2 separate regions of the Homo sapiens genome follow, and region 2 is linked to region 1. Evidence: chromatin loops called from intact Hi-C (ENCODE). Cell type or tissue: heart right ventricle. All regions are shown on one strand. Links, peaks and the distances in the headings refer to the core of each region. The heading gives the core; the rest is flanking DNA.

Region 1 (11,255 bases), core at 2,067-10,066:
CTGGGTATTTATGGCAGCCTTTCTTCTCTCTTTGTAGAATTGTTGTCATCCTTTCTCTACGACTCCAAGAGAAACTTTATACTGGAGGAAGAATATTCTACCACTTTGGGATGCTTCCAAAGAAATGGGATACCAAAGGAGTGAACTTCAGGTCATTGGAAGTGGCCAAGCTGGAGGGCGACCTATGGAGACATGGTGAGACTGGAAGACCTCTTGGGTCCCTTGTACCTCTGAGATTCAAGGATTTTGGGATCATTGGTGATAACCCCTAGAATCAGGTTAAACCCTAGAAAACATGCTTGGATAGGGGGCCTCTAAGCAACTAACAAATATTTCATGCAAAGAAGTAATGCTATTGGTAGAGATTCTGAGGTCAGATACCTTGTTAGATTAGCAAGGTATTTTCTAATGCTTCTGAGAGGCATCAATTACAGACAATCATAAATTTCATCTGTGAATAAATCTCTGATGCTGCTGCTTCCCCTGCAGTGCAGAACTGACCAGGGGCTCCTCTGATGGAAAGCTATTTGCTTTGCAGTTAGCAAAGGGAATGAAATTCTTTTTGAATTCTTTGATGGCATATCCAGAAATTAAACTTATTCTACTGTCCCTTGAAATGTAAAGTCACATGGCATCCATTTGGTATTTAGTGCATGCAATCTTGCTTGATGAGTTGTTGTTAGGTGCACAGGTTTTGTTTCCTCAATTCATGTATTACCTTCCAGAGGGAGGAGCTGTGTCTTACACTTTGTATCACTCACAGTGTCTAGCAGCATATTCTATACATATTGGTGCTCAATGATTGTTTATTAAATCATTGACATGAGCTAATATAGAGCTTGATAGAAATGATTGAGCTAAGTTTATTTTAAGGATGATAGTCAATGTGTCTCTTCACTAAAGACAATACTTGTCATTGTTTTTTGCTCCTTTATCTTCACAGTCCACTTCTGTATGTTCTCCTGTGGGTCACAGGACTGTCTATGCATCCATACAAAATGCAAAACAGGGGATGACATCCTAGAATGAATTGTGGCAAAACAGCTTCAAACTAGCCAAGAAGACAAACAAAATATGGAGGGAAAATTGAATAAAATTAAATACCCAGAGTAATGCCCCCCAAGGCAGATCCCCAATCAAGGATTTGAGCACATGTAACTCAACTGAGAGTTCACTCCAGAAGCCACTGGTAGATGGGTGGGGAAGTGAGACGAGAAAAGACACCAGTAAAGGGTACGTGAAAGCCAGGCACCTGGAGCTGGGGCATGTGGGAGAATGTTGGGAGACAACATAGGACTTCCCCCGGGGTCATTGCAGCTGGATATTGATTCAGCAGCTTTCATCACTGGTTCAGGCTACCTTTGGGGTCATTAACTCCTTGACTCTTCCACCTTGCCCTATGTGTCAGCTGAGTATGTTCCCAAAATCAGAAAAAGAGCCCTCCTCGGTCAGACAGTCACAGGGGTTCCCAGTAAGCAGTGTTTGTCATGTTGTGTGGAAGTGGAGCCGGGAGGATGGACAGGTTTCAGGGTGCCACTGCAGGTGGCACACATGTGTGCCATGAGGGAATGCTCTGTGCAGCCTGGGAGGGGACTCCTGTGGTGGCAGCCCACATTTCTCCTCCCCTTGGGAACTTGTTTGTCCCTGTCTCACTGTACCTGACTGTGGCAATTCAGCCTTGGCTCTGATGTCAGCTTCCTCTGCCGCCCTCTTTCCTAAGCATTAGGCCAGGGCCCCCAGCTCTGCTCCTGATGGCCAGGGAGAGCCATTTCTGGGCTAAGCACACTGTGGCAACTGAGAGGAGAAAAGTGAAAGAAAGGCTGTGTGGCTCTGACCATTTGTCACCTCTGCTGAAGTGGTATTTAGGGAGATTCAGCTCCCAGAGGTGTTTTCATTTTAGTAGGCGGCTCTCAGTCTAGAAGTCTATAGGATTCAAAAGAAGGAATGTTTCAGGTGTGATTTGGGCACTCTGACAGTCTATTTGTGGCAGGGCCTCAGGAACATCACACACAAGCAGGAGATCCTGGCTCATTTCTCTCCCTGGTCCTGGCTCCACAGCCTCCATCTCCTCAGAACAGGAGACTGTAGGAAACCCCATTCCCAGGCCACATGGATGCAATAGTCCCTGTCCCACTGGCTCATACCCTATCCCATCAACACTGCCAGTCCTCTACTGGGAGTAGGATTCTGGGAGAGAGGGAATTCCCTTCTGGGAGGAGCTAGGCTAGGTAGAAGCCATACAACCTGAAGGGTCTCAGACTACCTGGGTTTGCATCCCTGTCTACTCATCAGCTGTAGGCCTTTGGAAAAGTTATCTAAATTCCCTATGTCTCAGTCTCTGCATCTGTGAAATGGGATAATAATAGTACTTACCTCACAGGGTATGTGAGGATGAAATGATTATTTTGTGAGAAGTGCTACGAACTGCTAAGAAGTCCTGGCATAGTAAGTGTTGTGAAATATACAGGACAGGAGTGTGGAGCTGAATGCCAGGGGATAGGGGCTCTAACAAGTGGTGGAGTCGACAAGCTGTGTGACCTTGGAACAGCCGTTTAACCCCTTAGAATCTCAGTTTCTCTTTGTAATATTTACACAAAGTCGTTGTGAGAATTAAGTGAGGTAAGGATGTGAACTATCGAGCACAGAGTTTGTCCCACATAAGACAATTTGGATAAATATTGCAACTGTAGTAAAAGGTCTTACCGAGGATTTACCTTGTCTTTTGCACAAGAGATTAAGTCACTGTGGTGAAACTGAAGAGGAAGCTTTGTCCTTTTTGGATGTGGGTGGGAAGGAGAGAAGATGAGGTACGCGTCGGGATGGAGTGGGGAGGGGAGGATGAGGGGGGAAGGGAACAAAGGGGAGCTGTAGGAATTTATTCAAAGGAAAAGACATCATTATATTGAAGGGCCATCTGAACCCCTGTGTTTATTGCAGCACTATTCACAATAGCCAAGACCTGCAATCAACCTAGGTGTCCAACAACAGATGAGCAGATAAAGAAAATGTGATATATATATATATATATATATATACACACACACACAATGGACTATTAATCAGCCATAAAAAGAATGAAATCCTGTCATTTGTGGCACCATGGAGGGAACTGGAGGACACTATGTTAAGTGAAATAAGCTAGGAACAGAAAGTTAAACACTATATATTCTCACTTATATGTGAAAGCTAGAAAAAGTTGATCTTATAGAAATGAAAAGTAGAATAGAGGATACTAGAGGCCGGGAAGAGTTGGGGGAAGAGGGGGCTAGGGAGAGATTTGTTAAAGGACACAAAATTATGGCTAGATGGGAGGAGTGAGTTCTAGTGTTCTATACCACTGTAGGATGACTGTAGTTAACAATAACATATATATAGTTTCAATTAGCTAGAAGCAGGGATATTGAACAGGAGGAGAACCAGTGGATTTCAAAGGCTGAAAAGAAAGATCTGCTTGCTTTCTAGGGGTTGGAGGCACAGGGATGTGGATTACGGGGAATTGAAATAGTCAGAGAGTTCTTGCTATGTAAAACAATTCTGACAGACAATCCCTGGAATCCTGACACCTGGAGGAGGGAGGGAGGGAGTATCACCTAAGAACTGCTGTCCTAGAACCCTTGCTGGGGAGAGGGGTGCACAGCCTTCGCTGAGCTGGACATTAAAGTTGACCATCCTCCCTCAGAAGACCAAAGGTATAAGGCCAGCACAGTGTGGAGGGAACATCTCAGGCTGTGGGCAGTCAGAGTTCAGCAGCCATGTTGGTGGCAGCAAGGAACCAGGCAGGAGTGGATTGTTCAGAGACCAGTGCTCTCCTTGCCGAATATGAGAGGCAGGCTGGCCATTAATATGGGGCTGAGGTTATTAGGAAAATACTGGACTTATTGCTTTATGGTAGGTGGGTGACTGAGGTGGTTTTATTTTATTTTATATATATATATATACACATACATACATATATATACATATATATGTATGTATATATATGTATATATATGTATGTATGTGTATAGAGAGAGAGAGAGATTGAGTGATGGATGCATGCTAGCTGTGGCCTGAATTAATGGAGCAAGTCTTTGTTCTGTGTCCTATTGGTAAAGATAGGAGAATTCTTTAGTGCTCTAGGGTTGTCTGTTCTCACTGGGGCCTTTGGTCAGGAAAGGCGGCCATTCCATGACAAGAAACCCAGGAGCAGGACCTGTGCCCCTCCTCACACAGGATACCTACAACAGGCATTTGTAATGACTTAGAAATTCATGCACTACTTTTCTCATTTAATTCTTATAATAACCCTGCAAATAGGCATTTGTCTGCATTTTAGAGATGAGAAAATTGAAGCCTAGAGAGGTGCAGTCATTTGCCCCGGTCTCATGATGGAGGTGGTGCTCAAGCACAGGCCAATTTCAAATTCTGCTTTGCTTCCCATATCCCATTCTCCCCCATGAGACTTCACAGTGCGTGTGTGAAGTGCTCCGGATGTTGGGATTGAATACAATGGCAGTTCTATTGCACACATTTTTCTTTCTTGCCGGGAGTCTAGGCTTCTTTAAGTGCATAAATAATACATAAATTAGTATGTTGAGCTGATTCCCACACTTTTTCAACAGACCTTCAGTTCTTCCTGAGATCGATAAAGCTTAAAAGAAAAGAAAAAGCCAACTCAGCTTGTGCGTGGATCCTGGACCTTGCTCTAATACAGACCCCGCTCCTGGAGTGTAAGCCATGCTTGACGGCTCAGCTTTCTTGTCACTAATGAGGTGGGATGTGGTTGTGCATTCAAAATCTAGCAAGGACGAAGTGAGTGCACCACTGATTAAACATGGAGAGAAATTTCTTTCCAAAGGGCTGTGTAAGAGGAGAAGCAGGAGATGTATGTAAGATTTCTCATTTGTGCAATGCATCCTCTGAACCACTGTGATGCCACGGGCTGCTGAACTTTCCACAGGGGCCATTAGGGACGAAATCACACCGATGGAATGAAAGGGAAAATAACCAAAGACAACAGCAACAGCTCAAAACACCAGAAAAAGCAGCAACACTATATCTATCCGTCACTGGCCCAACTCGACATCTGGAAAAGAACCCAGAGTAGCTGCCAACCAGATGGCCCCTTGGTGTAAGTGGGAGGAGGTACCTGTCCAGGCACATGCAGCCCTACACAGGCTGAATTTCAGGCCTCCTCGTGCAGGGAACCCTCTTCCCAGCTGTACATGGTCCCCTGAGCATTCGCATGTAATTCTCTCATCTTTCCAGCCATTCTTTTTCTCTTTCCTTTTTTTAAGGCCTGGCAGCTACCTTTTTTTTTTTTTTTTTTAGGACCGTGAAGCTGCAGCCTCTGACATGATATGTAGATAAAAGACGTCACGGGGATAAGAGCTAGAGAAAGCTTTAACGAGAAGAGCTTAGACCATTTTCAAAGCTCCTCCACAGTGCACGGAGGGGCCCAAAGCTGGCGGAGCGCTGGGCGACACGCTCCCGCTCGCACCAAGGCCTCGCTCTGATGAGCTGGGCAATTGGGAGACTGTTTGAACAAACCAAAGAAAAATATCAAAAGGCAAATTGGAGTTAGGGAGAAAATGAATAGCCCATGATCTCCAAGGGAGATTACAGAGGTAATGACAAAGCAGGCAGGTTTTTAGAGGCGCTGTTATTCCAAGAAAGGTAATTTTGTTCAACTTATTTTTTTTTTAACGGAAAAGAGGATGAAGAGATCAGCACTAGCTAAATCATCACTGTCAGATAAAAGATAAATCTTTCATTAGGAACCATATCTTTGCATGCCCTTTTGACATTGAAGAATATATTTGATGTAAGGATTTGGGGCTTTATCAAAACTATAGTATTCTAAAATAAACAAAACCACAATGTCATGTTTTATTGGAGAACAGCCATAAAAAAATGAAAAGAACTTTTAAGATTAATAGCACATTTTCCCTATAGGAGCTTTGCTCTTTTTGATAGCTTTTTAAGATCCATACTCACAGAATGTTTGCATATTCAGCAAACATAGACTTAGATAACAAGAGGAGCTGCCTTTAACCCCTGGAGATTCAGACTCCATCCAGTCTTCCAGTGCCTGCCAAGCTAGAGAAAGGACAAAAGAAACCTTAACCAAGAAAAGACCCTCAAGAAACTATCCTGCTGCTCCACCTCCTGGGACTTGGTGCTTCCACCAGGTCCCTTCTTCCTTCCTCTATCCCCCCTCTCATTGGTCCCCCCTCTTACCTGGCCTGGACTGTGCACCTGCCAAGTCTCCCTGGGACTGGCATTGTGCCCATGTCATGGTTCCTGCCTTTGACTTCCCTAAGCCTGTGCCACATCACCACACAGTCTGTTCCCATCCCCCTGGGGAGAGCTCTGCCACCTGGCTGGTCTCCCAACTCATTACCATTGGCTGCAATTCCCGAGTTCTTTGCCTTTCATCAGCCCCTAGCTTCTCTGGACATGATCTTCTGACCAGCCAAGTCTCCTCCTCTTGCCTGCAGCTGTGTTCCCACCTTAATATCTGTCCTACTCTGGTAGACAAATACCTTCCCCAGGTTTCCAAACCCTTTGTCTGGCTTATAAAACACCACTTCTTTAGGAACAGTTCATGGATCTTCAGTTTTGAGCTCTGCCATCAATAGACTCAGAGACCCCCCTCTCTGTTTCTGTTCCATTCTCTGGTGACTTAGACTCCTCATCCTCTACCCAGTGTTTTTTCTCTTCCAAGAGTCTTCATTACTCAGTGCATGCTCCCTTAGAACATCAGCTTCTATGTGGCCCATTTAGCCACTTTGTCTTCCCTCTGTCTCTCTGTTTCCTTCCCCCGCTCTCTCTCTATCTCCCTATCGGTTATAGGTTTACCTTTCAGCTTCCCTTAATTATTGCCTGACTCTCTGATATTTTTGAGAAATTTTATTTGCACAGCTTACACCTTTTATTTATTTATTTTGCATGAGGTTCAAAACATGCAAACAAAGGAAAAAACAGAGAGAATTCTCCTACGAATTGCTTGTTCATGGGACGGGTGCCTCCTTCTACTCTAATCAGTCTGGCTACAGGTTGTCCATTTACAGAAAGTACTGTGGATGTGACACGGTTTCTAGGAAGGTCTTGGGGTGAAGCAGGCACCAGGACATGTCTAGCATTTACCATTTACTATAAAGTAAATAAGGTTCAAATTGAAAAATAATTAAAAGGATCGAGCTATTCCAGGTGGATTAAAAAATGGCCTCAGATCTTTCCAGATTATCAGAGTTCACCAAGTCATCCAATCCTTGGGGAAATAAAATTAATGAAATCGGGTTCTGAAATTCTGAAGAAAAAGAGAAAACACACAAACTCAAAAAACAAAACAAAACAAAAAACTCTGAAGAGGCAGCTTTGTGTAGTAGAAGGAGGAGTGAATGAGACCCAGAAAACTTGGGTTGGAGTTGTCTGTGGCACATTGCATGAGTCATTTCTCTGGGGCCATAGTGGACACTGTGACCCTGCCCCGATCCCCATCACGGGCCCAGGGACCCATCTCCCAGCTGCTGTGGGCACTGAGATCTAACAGCTCACAGCTGTTCCTTTCTCTGGGAACCATCCACTTCTGATATCAGCTCCCCACTTTTTGGGGGAAAGCCTATAGCCAGAGCCCTTCAGGCCAAGACTGAACTTTGCTGAGGTCACATCCTTAACCAGCACTTGCTTCTTCCTTATACTACTTCTCTTACTCCCTCAGATGTGTTTCCTGAAGAGCACGCCCTCAGTAAATCATGGGCACCTGAATCCCTGTCTCAGGCTCTGCTTTCAGGGAATGTGTGACCTAAGATAGCAACTCAGTTTACTTCTCTGTGCAGTGAAGTGGGAGGCTGGGTTGATTAGCTCTGAGGTCCCTTCCTACTCCGATATTCCTTGGTTCTTTTTTGTGCATTATCTCACTTCTATTTCCAAAATAGACCAAGCTTAGAAGAAAACTTGTGATAGTATTGGAATAGCTGCATTTCCATGTAGCTTACTACATAACTGACATAAGCTAAGGGTGTCTTAGCTAATCAGATCTCAACATTTTCTTCGGTTACCCCTGGCAATGGGATTTGGAAGTGTTGCAGGGGTGACCACTGTGGTGTGATTTTTATCAATGTGCTTATATTATACACACACAAAGTTCCTGGCTTTCTGAACCATGCAGACATTTCAGAGTGCTGAGTTCCTGGAATGTGAACCTATTCAGTCACTTCTATCAGCCTGCCTTGGTACTTGTTGACACCTAGGCAGATATTTGGAAGTCTCACATGGTGTTCCTCACATAGAACAATTTGTAAGTCATTTACAGCAATAGGCAGACTGTGTTCCAAGTTATTTGTATCTAAAAAATGTTGGTTGCACATGATTGTATTATTTTCAGTCTCGGCTTGGGTCATGGAAAAACTGAAGATGCATTAGATCATCAAAGAAAATGGCACAAACAACCCTGCAAAAGAAAGGATCTTCTTCCAGATTAAATCTCTTATAATATAACTCCTCTATTGGATGGTTAATTCTAACTATCCAATGTCTCCCTTTTTTTTTCTTTAATTTACCAGCCCGGGCAACATGGTGAAACCCCATTTTAACAAAAAATACAAAAAAATTAGTTGGGGGTGGTGGCATGCGCCTTTAGTCCCAGCTACTCAGGAGGCTGAGCCTGGGAGGTCGAGACTGCAGTGAACCGTGATCATGCCACTGCACTCCAGCCTGGGTGACAGAATGAGACCCTGTCTCAAAAAAAAGAAAAGTTAACAGCCTTTGCCAGAACTTTCTCATATGACCATTGCCAAGTAGCCATCAGTGACTTTCATTTAGGAAACCATATTAAATGAACCTACTGAACATGCAGTTCTTGGTGTGGAACTCAAGATCTGACTGCTTTCTCTTCTACTGACTTCACCTTGTTAGCATAACAAGGCACTCAACACTCCTGTGGCTGAATGAGTTTTGCCATCAATGAGAGATAATAATTATTCCCAAAGGGTTATCTGAGTGTTGCTTAGGGAATACTTACAAAGTGCTTACCGCACCCCCAGTTGGGCTCCAAGTCAGCTCACAGTGTTCCTTCCAAACACGCAGAGCTAGCTGGGGATCATAGCAACATTGAATTCAGAAGTAAGTGGCTTTCTGCTGTTTCTGTCCCCAGATCTGAACAGTCCCAAGCAGAGACCCCCTAGGGAGCTCCCTCTGCCCTGGGCTTTGCTTTGAGCTCTGAATGGGGTCTATGGTGGGAGAAGAAAAGAGGGAGAAGAATTGGCATCTACTTATGGGCTTTGTACTAAGGGCCCTGCCTTATGCCAAAGGGATCCATGGAGCAGACTCAGGGCTTCTTTTACTGTGTGCTGTGTGTCCTCTTCAGTTCATTTTCCTAAAATCCAGGGCCATCCAGCTTCCAGGGTTCAGGAGAGGAATGGTTCGATGGAGATAGGACTGGGAGACAGAAGACCAGGCTCTAAAGACCAGTATGAGCTTGGCCAAGTCAGTTAACCAGCCGGGACTTAGATTTCTTCACCTGAAACAGAAGGGGCTGAGGAGAAAATGCCTCTTTCAATCACAGAATTGTGCCATTTTAGGCATGGTAAAGTCCCAGAAATCATCAAGACCAACCTCCTCACTGATGGATGAAGAAATGGGGTTGGAAGAGTCACTTCTGCACCTGCCAGGTCTGTGCTCAGAGTCACTCAGTGTGGGAACTGTCATCACTGTGATTCCTGATTGTGCACCTGCCAGGTTTGGTGCTCACCCCAAGCTTTGATGATGTTGGTGACCCAGAGTCAATTTCAGGGTTTGGTTTGAAAGTAAACTTTGGGACTTTCTGGACAGTGCCTGGCACCTAATTTGCATGTACTCCTCTATCCAGTGTAGGTAGAGTGGGTATATAAGGAGAAATTTTAAAATTTTAGGTTATTGCCAATTTCCTTACATACCTGAAGTTGTAATTTGAATGTGTCTCCTCCAAAATTCAGGTATTGAAACTTAATGGCCAATGTGACAGAATTAAGAGATGAGGTCTTGAAGAAGTGATTAGGCCAGCAGGGCTCCTCCCACATAAATGGGATTAAAGCCCTTATAAAAGAGGCCTCATGCAGCAGTGTTTGGCTTTCTTGCCCTTCTGCCTTCCACATGGGAGGATGCAGCATTCTTCCCCTCAGGAGGACACAGCAACAAGGCACCATCTTAGAAGAGAGATAGGGCCCTCACCAGCTGGCCCTTTGAACTGGGACTTCCCAGGCTCTAGAACCATGAGAAATAAGTTTGTTCTTTATAAGTTACCTAATTCCAGGTATTTTGTTAAACCAGCACAAAACTGACTAAGACTCCTGAGGAGAAGGTGAAGGGTTCATTGGTACAATACTCAGTTGGGTGGTGGTCGGAGTGGGCACTGGTTGTGTGTCCTACTCAGAGCATAGCACAATGGAGGTTGAGAGAAGATGAGAAGCGTGATGCCTGGTTGGTGATAGAAGGGTATGAGTATTCCTCAGCATAATTCCTGGTGTTACTGATTAAAGGGCTGTGGATTACTTCCGTAAAAGAGCTCAGATCTTGGACAGGTTGACTAATTCAATAAGCAGGGACACTACTGTGAGTTGTTTTCCAGGGCTGAACTGAAAGGACACTTGATTGTCCTACAATGATGGAGCTATAGAGTATGGAGACCCAAGATTAACCTTTCCAAAGCACACGCTGGGAATTACTCTGGGTGTGGGTGTGGAGAAAGGAGAGAAAAACTGAGAAACTCAGAGACAGAGTTTGAAGAGGACTTTGTAAGTGAAGGTTTTTACCATCCCTTGGTAAGTGTGTCCCTTTAAGGAAGAAAGGGGCTGGCTCCCATTTGGATCTACACATCCCTGGGGAAGATATCAGAATTTTCCATTAATAAACTTAGGAGTTTTAAGATCCATAAAGTCTATGTGGGGAATTGAGTTGGTAGTCAAACCCTTGAATTAAAGCTTGATTTCAGAGTCTCAGTAGGTGTGGGTGAGGTGAGGTGAGGATGGCATGGGTGCCTCATCTAAACAAATGAATCATGGAAAATACCTTGAATCACCTAGCCCCACCTTCCTCCCACTGCAGGAATCCCTCACACAACAGCTCAAACAGATAATCCTGTAGCTTCTGTTTCAGTTCGTGCATTGACAGGAAACTAACGAATCTCTTAACAGTGATAGGCTTCAACAACCCACTGTGGGCTGACGTTAATTGTTAGAGGCTGCTTCCTTGCATGAAATTAAATATGCCTCCTCTTGGCCATAGTTCTCCTCTCT
Region 2 (11,255 bases), core at 1,215-9,214, 170 kb after region 1:
TAAATGAAAATGTATTTCACCTTGGTTAGCATAATCAAAGCTATAATTTTCTTTAAAATTAATAGATGAAGTCTAATATATACATTTACTAATTAGCAATTTGAACACCATGTGCACAATGGTACATGTACACAAACACACACTGATATCTTACCTTACCTCGTTTCTGTAAATTACCTAAATCTTTCCTTAATTTATTGACTGAAGAAATACGAGCAAAGAGCCCAAGGAATTTCCTGTCATTTCTCTAGAATGCATTATATCTTCCCCTCAGCTTGGCAATAAGGGGCCCTAACCTGAAATGTACAACTTGAAAATTTCACACACACACACACACACACACACACACACACACACACACGTGTGCTGCTTAGTTTTTAAATACGTCTTTGACTAAATGAATAGATGACCAGAATCATCTGGGAGCTCACTTTCTATCAGAAGAAATAGCAAGTTTCTTTGGTCCAGATTTGGTCAAATGCCTTTTGTCTTCAGAAAAGTATTAAAATTTATCCTAAATTATCATAGATCTGTAAATCTAGGCTCCAAAAGAGACTCCCTTTGGAAAGTAAAATGTAATAAAATTTTAAATAATTCAAGTTCGACTCACAACATTATTACCAGGGCTCATTGCCTCGGAGAGACCATTACTACATCAAAGGGGACTGTAGGAAGAATTAGTTAAAACTCTGTAGGTTGATGAAAAAGAATTGATTCAATGGTGTTTATTTATAATGAACACAAATATCTATAGCAATACTTGAAGTAATATGCTTAATTATATTTAGAACTTTATGCTAGGTTCTGAAACACTTGTTGACTTCTTTCAAAAGTCAAGACTTGCTCAGCAAGTCTTTATTTAAAGCGCTTAAGAGATTGGCAGGTTAGCAAATTTCAGCAGATTAGTGGGAAAAAAACAGCACTGTCCAGGAAAAGATAAAACAGACATTTTGGATAAAATATTCTTCAGAGAGGCTGAAATTTTAGCACCTTTTCTTTCTCAGCTTCTTCAGTTCTTGTACTAGAAAATTATAAGGGTACAGATACATTTACAGTGACATATATTTGTCAGTCAGTGACATTTACTGGGTCTGCCCTCTGCAGAAACGTGAACTGACACAGTGTGAGGGATTCAAAAGAACTGCAAGACCAGATCTTCCTCTCAAGAAATTGCACCTGAAAATAGATGAAAAACATATTCATAGAATAACACAGCAAGAGCATATGAATAGAGTAAAATCTCTAGGTACGTAATTAATGAAGGCTCATTGAGTAGAGGAATTGGGTCCAGTTAATCAGGAAAAGTTCTCAAGGAGAGATTTTAAAGCCCAATTTGAAAGGTGAGAAAGAGCTTAATGGAATGGGGTGAGAGGATACATCCCTCATTGCTTACCTATCCCCGCTTACAGATGAGTGTAATTTGGGGCTTGTGCAGCCAATGTCACTCTTCATATTGGTTAATGGTGTGACTGAAGCAAGGCAGCGTTACACTGAAAATGCTGCTCAAGTGCCATGTTACAGGGCAGGCAGGGGACAGGTTGGTATTCTATGATCCTCCTCTCTGAATGGCAACTTCCAAGCTAACCTCAGATCAAATAAATAACAAGAGTACAGAGGCTTCTTAAAAAGAGGGAACTGAGGTCAGGAAAGCATGTTGTCCATTTTGAAACAAAACAGTTGCTAAGCAGAGCTGACTGGAGGCACTATGAAAGAAGGAGGGCCCATAGGAGAGTGCGCCCCCTGTGGACCACGGGGGTGGCAATGGAGCGAAAGGAAGCCCAGGTGTTTCCTACAAGGTAGGGAGGAAGTATGTTGCTAACTACCAGGTGCCAAATACCTGCTTCTGCTCAGGTAAGGTGATTGCCCTCTCAAGGAGCAGGGATGGACTGGGGGCGGTGGGTGGCAGGAAAGGTTATGAGTTCAGGCGATTATGATATGGTGTAGCAAATGTTATCCTAGAGGTGAGTGAGAACACAGTGAGGACCCAGGGACATGTGTTGCCTGGGAGATGTCTGAAGACCACAGAGCTTGTGAGTGACATTTGACTTTTGAATCAGGCCGTGAAGACTCAGTAGTCATTTTCTAGGTAAAGAAGGTTGGGAGTCATTTCAGGCAGCGGGACAAGCCAGTAAGAAAATATAGAAGCATATAAGGGATGTTTCATGTTTAAATTATACATTTATTTTGTGAGATTTTTCTGTGTCTAAAAAGGCACAATCTGCACCTTAGAGGAAAGACCCCTACCTTCTAGGCAAGGGAGAGATAAGGAAGAAATGTTGGTCAGCACACTTGTGTAAAGTAAAGCAGTCTCATGAATCCAGCTGCTCATTTGTACGAAATCCCAAGGTCAGAAGAACACGCTGGACATCAGGGAGCTGTCAGCAAAATCCAGACTGTGGCAACTCAACTGGCCCCACTTGCACTGTAAGGCAAAGAAAAGGACTGTGGAGGTGTCTGCAGGTCAAAAGAAATTTAAAACACATTAGTGAAAAACTGGGCCAGACAGAACTATAGTTTTTGTCACTTGGTGAAAAGGAAAAACATAAAGGAACACAAGAAAGAGACTTCTATGAGAATTTGGGACCAGGGCACATGATGGGATTTTTGCAGTCACTGGAAAGTTCTTTTCTTGCTCTGAATGGTGGTTATAAGGGTGTTTGCTTTAATTGTTCATTAAGCTTAACATTTATTTTGTGAGGTTTTCTGTAGAAAAAAATTTTTAAATAAAATTGTAAGTAAAACTTTTCCAAGGGTGAACTGAGTTCCATGCAGAGATGAGTCTCACTTGTAGACAGAGGTCTTGCTGGAGCCAAACCCAGGACCATCTTAACTGAGCCAGAGAGAGTCTGACAGGAAAGACTGAACCTGCTGAAGGCAGCACAGGTCAGCTCTGCCTTACTCAGGCTGTGAGAGCACCAATGCTGAAGGCACACTGACCCGCCTGGTGAGCCATCCGCTTCCACACCTGCCTTTCCCAAGGCAGCAGTTTGTATCAAAAAACAGCCAAATAACAAACTATATGCATTATCCTAGGTTCTCCTTGCTAGAATGCAGCAGATATTTGATTCCTCCAATTACTGGGTAACTTTAAGTTTTAGGTAAGTTGGCTGAAAGTGTATTCATTAACTCTTCAGTTTGCCTTTTAAGATGGAGAGCAATGTGGGTCTAGGGCAGAAAAAAAAAAAAATAAAAGCATGTGCAATTCTCTCCTACCAATAATCTATGCATTGTGCAGGCCTGGTGTTGACTTTCAGATCACATCCCCCAGTTCCTGAGACTGTCGCACATGTTTGTTTTCTACTAAGGCGTTAAACATCTCAAATGGTAGGTGTCAGCATTCAGTGTACACGAGTGCAGCCAGACATTAAACAGGATAATAATAAAGCAATAAGTAATATGGTTAAACAAATACATTCCCAATTGCCCTTGTCTTCTTCAAACATCTAATGCAGATGTTTCCGTCCTTATTAGTTCAGTGCTTTGGTCTCTCTCTGCTTTTCCCCTGGCATGGTGGAAGCAGTGTGTCTCGAAGAGAGCTTTCACATGGAGAAGGCTGTCAGCCTCTCTTAAATATAAGCAAGTAAAAGTAACTAAGGACTGTTTGTGTGTGTGTGATGCTTTTGATACTGGTCCCTGTAGTCATTCTGGCTTGCCCGTTTTAATGAGTAAGGTTTTCCTTGCTGTCTTCATATGTATTATTAACTCCATACACAGAGGTAGGGAGGATATGTAGGAAAAACAAATCAAGGATCAGATGCTTCAGGTCAACAGGGCGTTCACAAACATACACTTTTCAATGTCATGACCAAGGTCAATTGAAACTGTAACACCACTTGGCAGAGGGAGAAGAGACATAGGAAGAGCTTTCAAAGTTTAGAGGAATGAACCAGCAAAAGTTAGCCAGCATGTATTAGTTATTCATATAAGAGAGAGCTCACTTTAAATATTAGTTTTCATGCTGCTCTTTTGTACAGAATTTGTGGGAGGCTAAAACCTCAGCTTCCTGGTATCCTTTTGAAATGAGTTATTCCAGATAGCTGAGCACAATGAATGCCAGAAATTCATCTAATTAAGCACAAAATATTTTTAAAAGCGTATTGGGTGGAACTTTCTGGAAAATGTTTTATGAACTCTTCTGAGTGGCCAATAGAAAGAGTACAGACTTTATGTTCTCATTGTTCAATTCCCACCTGTGAGTGAGAACATGCAGTGTTTGGTTTTCTGTCCTTGCGACAGTTTGCTCAGAATGATGGTTTCCAGCTTCATCCATGTCCCTACAAAGGACAGGAACTCATTCTTTTTTATGGCTGCATAGTATTCCATGGTGTATATGTGCCACATTTTCTTAATCCAGTCTATCACTGATGGACATTTGGGTTGGTTCCAAGTCTTTGCTATTGTGAAGAGTGCTGCAATAAACATACGTGTGCATGTGTCTTTATAGTAGCATGATTTATAATCCTTTGGGTATATACCCAGTAATGGGATCGCTAGGTCAAATGGTATTTCTAGTTCTAAATCCTTGAGGAATCGCCACACTGTCTTCCACAATGGTTGAACTAGTTTACACTCATCAACAGTGTAAAAGTGTTTCTATTTCTCCACATCCTCTCCAGCACCTGTTGTTTCCTGACTTTTTAATGATCGCCATTCTAACTGGTGTGAGATGGTATCTCACTGCAGTTTTGATTTGCATTTCTCTGATGACCAGTGATGATGAGCATTTTTTCATGTGTCTGTTGGCTGCATAAATGTCTTCTTTTGAAAAGTGTCTGTTCATATCCTTTGCCCACTTTTTGATGGGTTGTTTGATTTTTTTCTTGTAAATTTGTTTAAGTTCTTTGTAGATTCTGGATATTAGCCCTTTGTCAGTTGGGTAGATTGCAAAAACCAAGAAAGCTGGAATACTCACAGCCCCATTTACTAATTCAATGTCCTTTGGTAAATTAATTATCTTACTGAGCTTCCGTGTCTTAACCCTGTAAAATGGGCACAATTGCATTATATAGTTAAGTATCAAGTAAATATTGGTTAATTGTGAGAACTCTTCATTACTGACCTCTCTTAGGCTACCAGCCTGGCTCCAGTCTTTCACATTTTAGAAAGACATTGTCAGCAGGGCACAGTGGCTGATGCCTCTAACCCCAACACTTTGAGAGGCCAAGGCAGGCGGATCACCTGAGGTCAGGAGTTCAAGACTAGCCTAGCCAACATGGCAAAACCTTGTCTCTTCTAAAAATACAAAAATTAGCTAGGCGTGGTGACAGGCGCCTGTAATCCCAGCTACTCAGGAGGCTGAGGCAGGAGAATCGCTTGAACCCGGGAGGTGGAGGCTGCAGTGAGCTGGCTGAGATCGCACCACTGCACTCCAGCCTGGGAGACAGATGGAGACCCTGTCTCCAAAACAAACAAACAAAAAAACAAAAAACAAAAAAAGAAAGACATTGTCTGGAAAAATGCCAATGTCTCACCTGGAAGGTCACAGAAAGGGTGGAAGGATACACTTGATGATGTTGGAAGAATCCATGGTTTGAGGGCTTCTAGAAGGAACTGGAATGTTTGCATAGAGCTGGTTCTTAGGGCTGAGTATGCAGCATCTGTGTGATATGGTTGAGAACTGAAAGTTTCCCCTGCCATCTACCTACCGTCATAGGATGCCCTTTTGGGGTAAGACATTAGTCCTCTAGAACTTTTTTATTACACAGGGTTTTAGAAGGTGTGTGACAGACATGGCAAGACAACACACGATCCCTCTTCCTTGAAGAGGGATCTTCAAGGAAGGACACGCTGCCCAACTGCAAGACGTGTGCTTAGCCACAGCTTCCAGCTGTTAATTCAGGGTCAGCCTCAGCTTACTGGCCAAGATCACACTCTTTTTGGAACATCTGCCAGCCAGTGTCTGACCAAGGGGATGACAGCTGAGGGCACTGAGAGCATGCTTTTTTCATCATGGCTTTCAGCCAATGACTTTGGAAGACAGTGGTGCTAGGCCCTGACCATTTTGGCCCAACTTTGGAGCCCTCTACTGGGCAGTAGCTCCCATTGGAAAGGCAGAGACTGTCATGTCTGTATCACCATCTGGGGTTCTTCCTGCCCGATCTTGTTTCCTCTTCTTTCCTTTCATAGTGTTATTCCCTAGTAAACCTTTTGTACACCTAACCCTGTCTCAGCATCTGTCTGCTTCCTGGAACAGAATGGGTCTCACGTCACCTAGGGCGGGAGGAAGCATTAGCACAGCTTAGACCAGTGAGTCAGGGACCAAGAATGGGGCAGACCTCTGCACAGTTTAAAGAGGACGAGAAAAGTTGTGAGGGCACATTAGGGGAGACTCCAGGCAGCCAGGGGACAGCTGCAAGAGTTGGGGTTAGGGAAAAGGGCAGTGCTGTCTTCTTCACCATGAGCTGAGGACCCGACATGGAGGGGGATCCACTCAGGGTCATGGCGATCAACCAGGAATGGGGACAGACACAAGGCAGGCAGGGAAGTTGCTGAACTGTGCTTTACACAGGTGATCTTCAACCTCACAATAACTCTGCCAAGTTCCATACAAATAAGAAAAAATGAGACCCAGACAGGTTTGATATTCCTTTAAGCTGGTAAATGGTGAGAGTCAGCCTGTAGCTCCCTTGAGCTGAGATGCCTCTGGAAAGAAGGAGATGAATATTTCATACTTTTTTGGATCCGCTCAGCATCTTTTGCCTTTGGGAATGGGTGGTATTCATGCAGCCCTGCCTTTCTCATGATAAAGGGTGGGCGGGCAGGGAGTGGCAGAACACAGACTGACCAAACAGATTACTCAAAACCCCTGGATTTAAGGAATGATCTGGGGAGAGCATGTGACCCAAAGGGGCCAATCAATGTATTACCCTGCCTAGGAAATGATTTGCTAGTGCAGTACTGCTAGGTCTAGGGTGTTTTGAAATGTTCTGAAGGGATTTTTGGTGACTTCCTTAAAAGGAAGATGTCAACTTAAGTTTAACTACTATAGTCGGCAGATACTCTATAATCTTAGAAATGGGAGGTATAAGGACAAGTTTTAATTGTTCAATACATAATACTTAAAAAGGAAGGGCCGGGAGCAGTGGCTCAGGTCTATAATCCCAGCTACTCTGGAGGCTGAGGTGGGAGGATCACTTGAACCTGTAGGAGTTTGAGGCCAGCCTGGGCAACATAGCAAGACCTCCATCTTAAGAAAACAAAGTAACTTAAAGGGAGGGTTGTTGAGTATTATTCCAGACTTGTACATGGAAAATAGATACTGTCTAGGCCTGAAATCCCAGACTCCAATGGCTGGTTTTATACCTGTCCCATCGTCAGGCTCCACTGAGCTGCTGCCTCGTGTCTCATTGGTTTTATGAAACACTTGCATTAGCTGGTGGTTATGGTAGTTCTACCCTCAGGGAAAGTGCTGCTGCTTCTTCTCTGGTTCTAAGATGATATGTCTGACAGGGTCCTTGAAAGTACCTCTAGCACTCCTTGTTTCAACGATTGTGAGTCGTATCGTACACAGTTACTCCTATGCCAACTCTGCCCCCAGGGTTTGGTTTGAGAGACGCACTCAGTGTTCAGCCCATCACCCTCAACTGCTAACTTGCTGGCTTCCCCAGCTCTCTATTTCACTGTCTCCCACCCTCCACCACATCCTAGTATTCAACAGCTCATTAATATATGTAGTAATTAATTATACATTAATTATTATATGTAATAATAAACAGAGCCAATGGACTTGGCCTTGTTTTAGGTATTGAGGATACAATGGTGCACAAGACAGACAAGCATTTGCCTCCTTAGGGTTTCAATTCTCGGGATAACTCACAATTAAATGCAAGTTGACATTCAATTAACTGGCCCACCGTATTCCATAAACACACTTCTCTGTGTCCACATACATCCTTCCCCATGTTTTGGGGGAGAAACTGTCCCTCTACCTACCACTTGGTTACCTGGGATATTTCCTATCCCCTCTTGACTCCTCATGGAAATTTCTCAGTAAATCAATTCCTCACTTCGTTTGCTAGTTTCTTCATTTGATTGGCTAATTCCCTGTGCATGTAAATATGAGCCAATAAAGTGAAGGGCTCATACAGCCCAGTCTTTGGGTGATACTAAGAAAACAAATGTGGCAATACAGGTAGAGATTGCATGAAAAGCAAATACACCTGTACACACATTAATGCATTTTATCCTTTATTGTGTGTCATTAATCAGATTTCTAGAACCCTTTTTGAATGAAAAAAAATTAAACTCTTGACAAACAGTGGTCTCACAAAGATGCTACCAACTGGTAAAGTCTTTCTGAAATGATTAGCTCTTCCCATTTTCTGATAATTCTGTCTAAATGTGCTTTAGATATATTGAGACTATTTGGTTAGATGCATACAAATCCAAAATTTTTTTTAAAAAAATTTTTGGTTAATTTCTTCCAATTATCAGAGCATGATGGTCTATTTTATGCCTAGTTATTGCCTTAATGTTTATTTTTTCTGGCAATATTGTCACAAATCTTTTATTATTCCTTTATTATATCACTGCTATCTCATGTTAAACATTCTGTGTTGCTAAGTTTCAGACGTGACTCTTCTAAATAGCTTATAATTTGAGTTAGTTTAGTTTAAAAAACAAAACTAAACTAAACACGGGAGCCCCCTGTCTTTTAAAGTAGTTGAATTCATCTACATTTGATGCAATTTCTGAGGTATTTGAATTTATTCTGCCTTTTATGTTGTGTTTTCCATGTATCATTGTTTGTATTTCCCTTTTGTTTCCTTTTCTGACTTCTATTGGGTTTAAACTTTTTAAAAAATCAACTTTTTTTTTTTTACTAGTTTGGAAGCTACATATTTCATTTCTATTTGTATGAGTTTTTTCTTTAAAAATTTTAACATGCACAGCTAACAAAATCTAAATTATTGTTGCTTAGTATTTTAGTTCCATCCTATTTTCAAAACCTTCAACATTAGAAATTATTATTAAAGCATATTGAATTTACCCACAGAAAAGAGGCCTCGTTACTCAACATTGCACCCAACTTCTTCCTTCTGGGTTCAATTTCCTTGTTTTCTGAATTATGCTTTATACTAGTTCTTTCAGTTGAGGCTATGTGGGTTGTAAAATCTTTCAGTATTTGTCTCGAAATGTCTTTATTTTGGCCTTACTCTTGAATAATAACTTTGCAGGGCATAAAATTGTAAGTTGCCTTCTATTTTCTGTGAAGATTTGATTCTATTGTTTTTTTTTTTAAATTCTATTTGTTGCTGATGAGAAATTTACTCTTAGCCATCCCTCTATAGACACTCTGTCTTCTCTGGTTGTTTATAAAAAGTTTTTCTCTTGATCCTTGCATGCTGAAGTTTTGCTACAATATGACTCCGTGTGGATTTCTTTATATTTACCTTGCTTGGGGCTTGGTATCAACCTAACGATCAAGCATGTAAAAATTCAGGAAAATTCCATACCATTTTCTCAAATATTGCTTGTCACTCATTTTCTCTGGACCAGTGGTCAGCAAACTATGACCCATTGGCCAAACCTGTCCACTGCTTGTTTTTGCAAATAAAATTTTCCTGGAACCTAGCCACACACATTTATTCATATAATTTTTATGGCTGCTTTTGTACTACAACTGCAGACTTGAGTATTTGTGACAGATTTTATGGCCCATGGAGTCTAAAATATTTACTGCTTATTTCTTTACAGAAAAAGTTTGACAACCTCTGCTCTAGACCCTCATTCTGAAACTTCTATTAGACATAAGTGGGCTTCATTTTCTACTTTGTGTGTTTAATCTCTAATTTTCGTTTTTTTACAATTTTATCTCTCTGTGCTGCATTCTGGGTAATTTTCTCTGGAGCATGTTTTAGTTAGTACATTCCTTTAAAATTATGTGTAATCTAATATTTAGTCCATCAATAGAATTATTTATTCAGTGATATTTTTCATTGCTGGAAACTTTTTAATTAAATTTTAAAATCTTTTTGTTCTTTGCTCATTATGGCATCTATTCTCCACCTCCATTGCCCATTTTGAATGTTTTTAAATTGATTCATCACCTTGAGTTTTTATGGTAGTTAACCTTCTGTTTGTATTTGCTGGCTCTTATTATGGTGCGTCACGTCCTTTAGTGGCATGTTATTTTTGTTTGTGAGCTCATCTTCAGTGAAGATTTGATTTTTCTTCCTGTAGTATTTTAGTGTGTCCCTGGGTTTTGGACATATTGAGAGGTGACAGCGTGCTGGCAGCCCTCGCAGCCCTCGCTTTCGGCACCTCCTCAGCCTTGGTGCCCACTCTGGCCGCGCTTGAGGAGCTCTTCAGCCCACCGCTGCACTGTGGGAGCCCCTTTCTGGGCCGGCCAAGGCTGGAGCCGGCTCCCTCAGCTTGCAGGGAGGTGTGGAGGGAGAGGCGTGGACGGGAACCGGGGCTGTGCTCAGCGCTTGCGGGACAGCGCGAGTTCCGGGTGGGTGTGGGCTCAGTGGCCCTGCACTTGGAGCGGCCAGCCGCCCCAGACAGTGAGGGGGTTAGCACCTGGGCCAGCAGCTGCTGTGCTCGACTTCTCGCCGGACCTTAGCTGCCTCCCTGCGGGGCAGGGCTCCAGACCTGCAGCCTGCCATGCCTGAGCCTCCCCCTGGCTGTGGGCTCCTGCACTGCCCGAGCCTCCCCGACGAGCGCCACCCCCTGCTCCACTGCGCCCAGTCCCATCGACCACCCAAGGAAGGGCTGAGGAGTGTGGGCGCACGGCGGCGCGGGACTGGCAGGTAGCTCCACCTGCGAGGCCCTGGTGCAGGATCCACCGCATGAAGCCAGCTAGGCTTCTGAGTCTGGTGGGGACTTGGAGAACCTTTACCTCTAGCTAAGGAATTGTAAATACACCAATCCACACTCTGTATCTAGCTACTCTGGTGGGGACTTGGAGAACCTTTATGTCTAGCTAAGGGATTTTAAATACACCAATCGGCACTCTGTATCTAGCTTAAGGTTTGTAAACACACCAATCAGCACCCTGTGTCTGGCTCGGGGTTTATGAACGCACCAATGGGCACTCTGTATCCAGCTAATCTAGTGGGGAGGTGGAGAACTTTTGTGTCTAGCTCAGGGATTGTAAACGCACCAATCAGCACCCTGTCAAAACGGACCAATCAGTTCTCTGTAAAATGGACCAATCGGCTCTCCGTAAAATGGACCAATCAGCAGGATGTGGGTGGGGCCAGATAAGAATAAAAGCAGGCTGCCCTCGGTAGCAGTAGCAACCGACTGCGGTC

Evidence for each region. A loop is a pair of places that touch in the nucleus more often than their neighbours do. Peaks named below come from ENCODE experiments on the same cell type or tissue, not always from the same donor. Only the 100,000 strongest peaks of a DNase experiment are listed, where the experiment ranks them.
Region 2: it touches region 1 in a loop (2.2-fold over the local background); 3 of 110 quality-filtered maps call a loop at or near these places.

What each region holds. Positions count from the first base shown.
Region 1 is chr5:66,318,232-66,329,486 of GRCh38, forward strand. LOC124900988 (a long non-coding RNA gene) reads left to right here. Exons shown (of 3, transcript XR_007058792.1): 2 at 38-195; 3 at 4,602-8,547. Among named protein-coding and RNA genes, the nearest start is that of LINC02065, 110 kb to the left of the region's middle. RefSeq lists an enhancer at 10,449-11,255. In heart right ventricle, for the core only: no CTCF peak of the experiment used is centred there; a DNase peak (open chromatin) is centred at 6,350; H3K27ac peaks cover 5,050 bases.
Region 2 is chr5:66,492,899-66,504,153 of GRCh38, forward strand. LOC105379002 (a long non-coding RNA gene) reads left to right here and starts at 11,220. Exons shown (of 3, transcript XR_948378.4): 1 at 11,220-11,255. In heart right ventricle, for the core only: CTCF peaks have their summits at 1,701 and 6,010 (motif pointing left); a DNase peak (open chromatin) is centred at 6,011.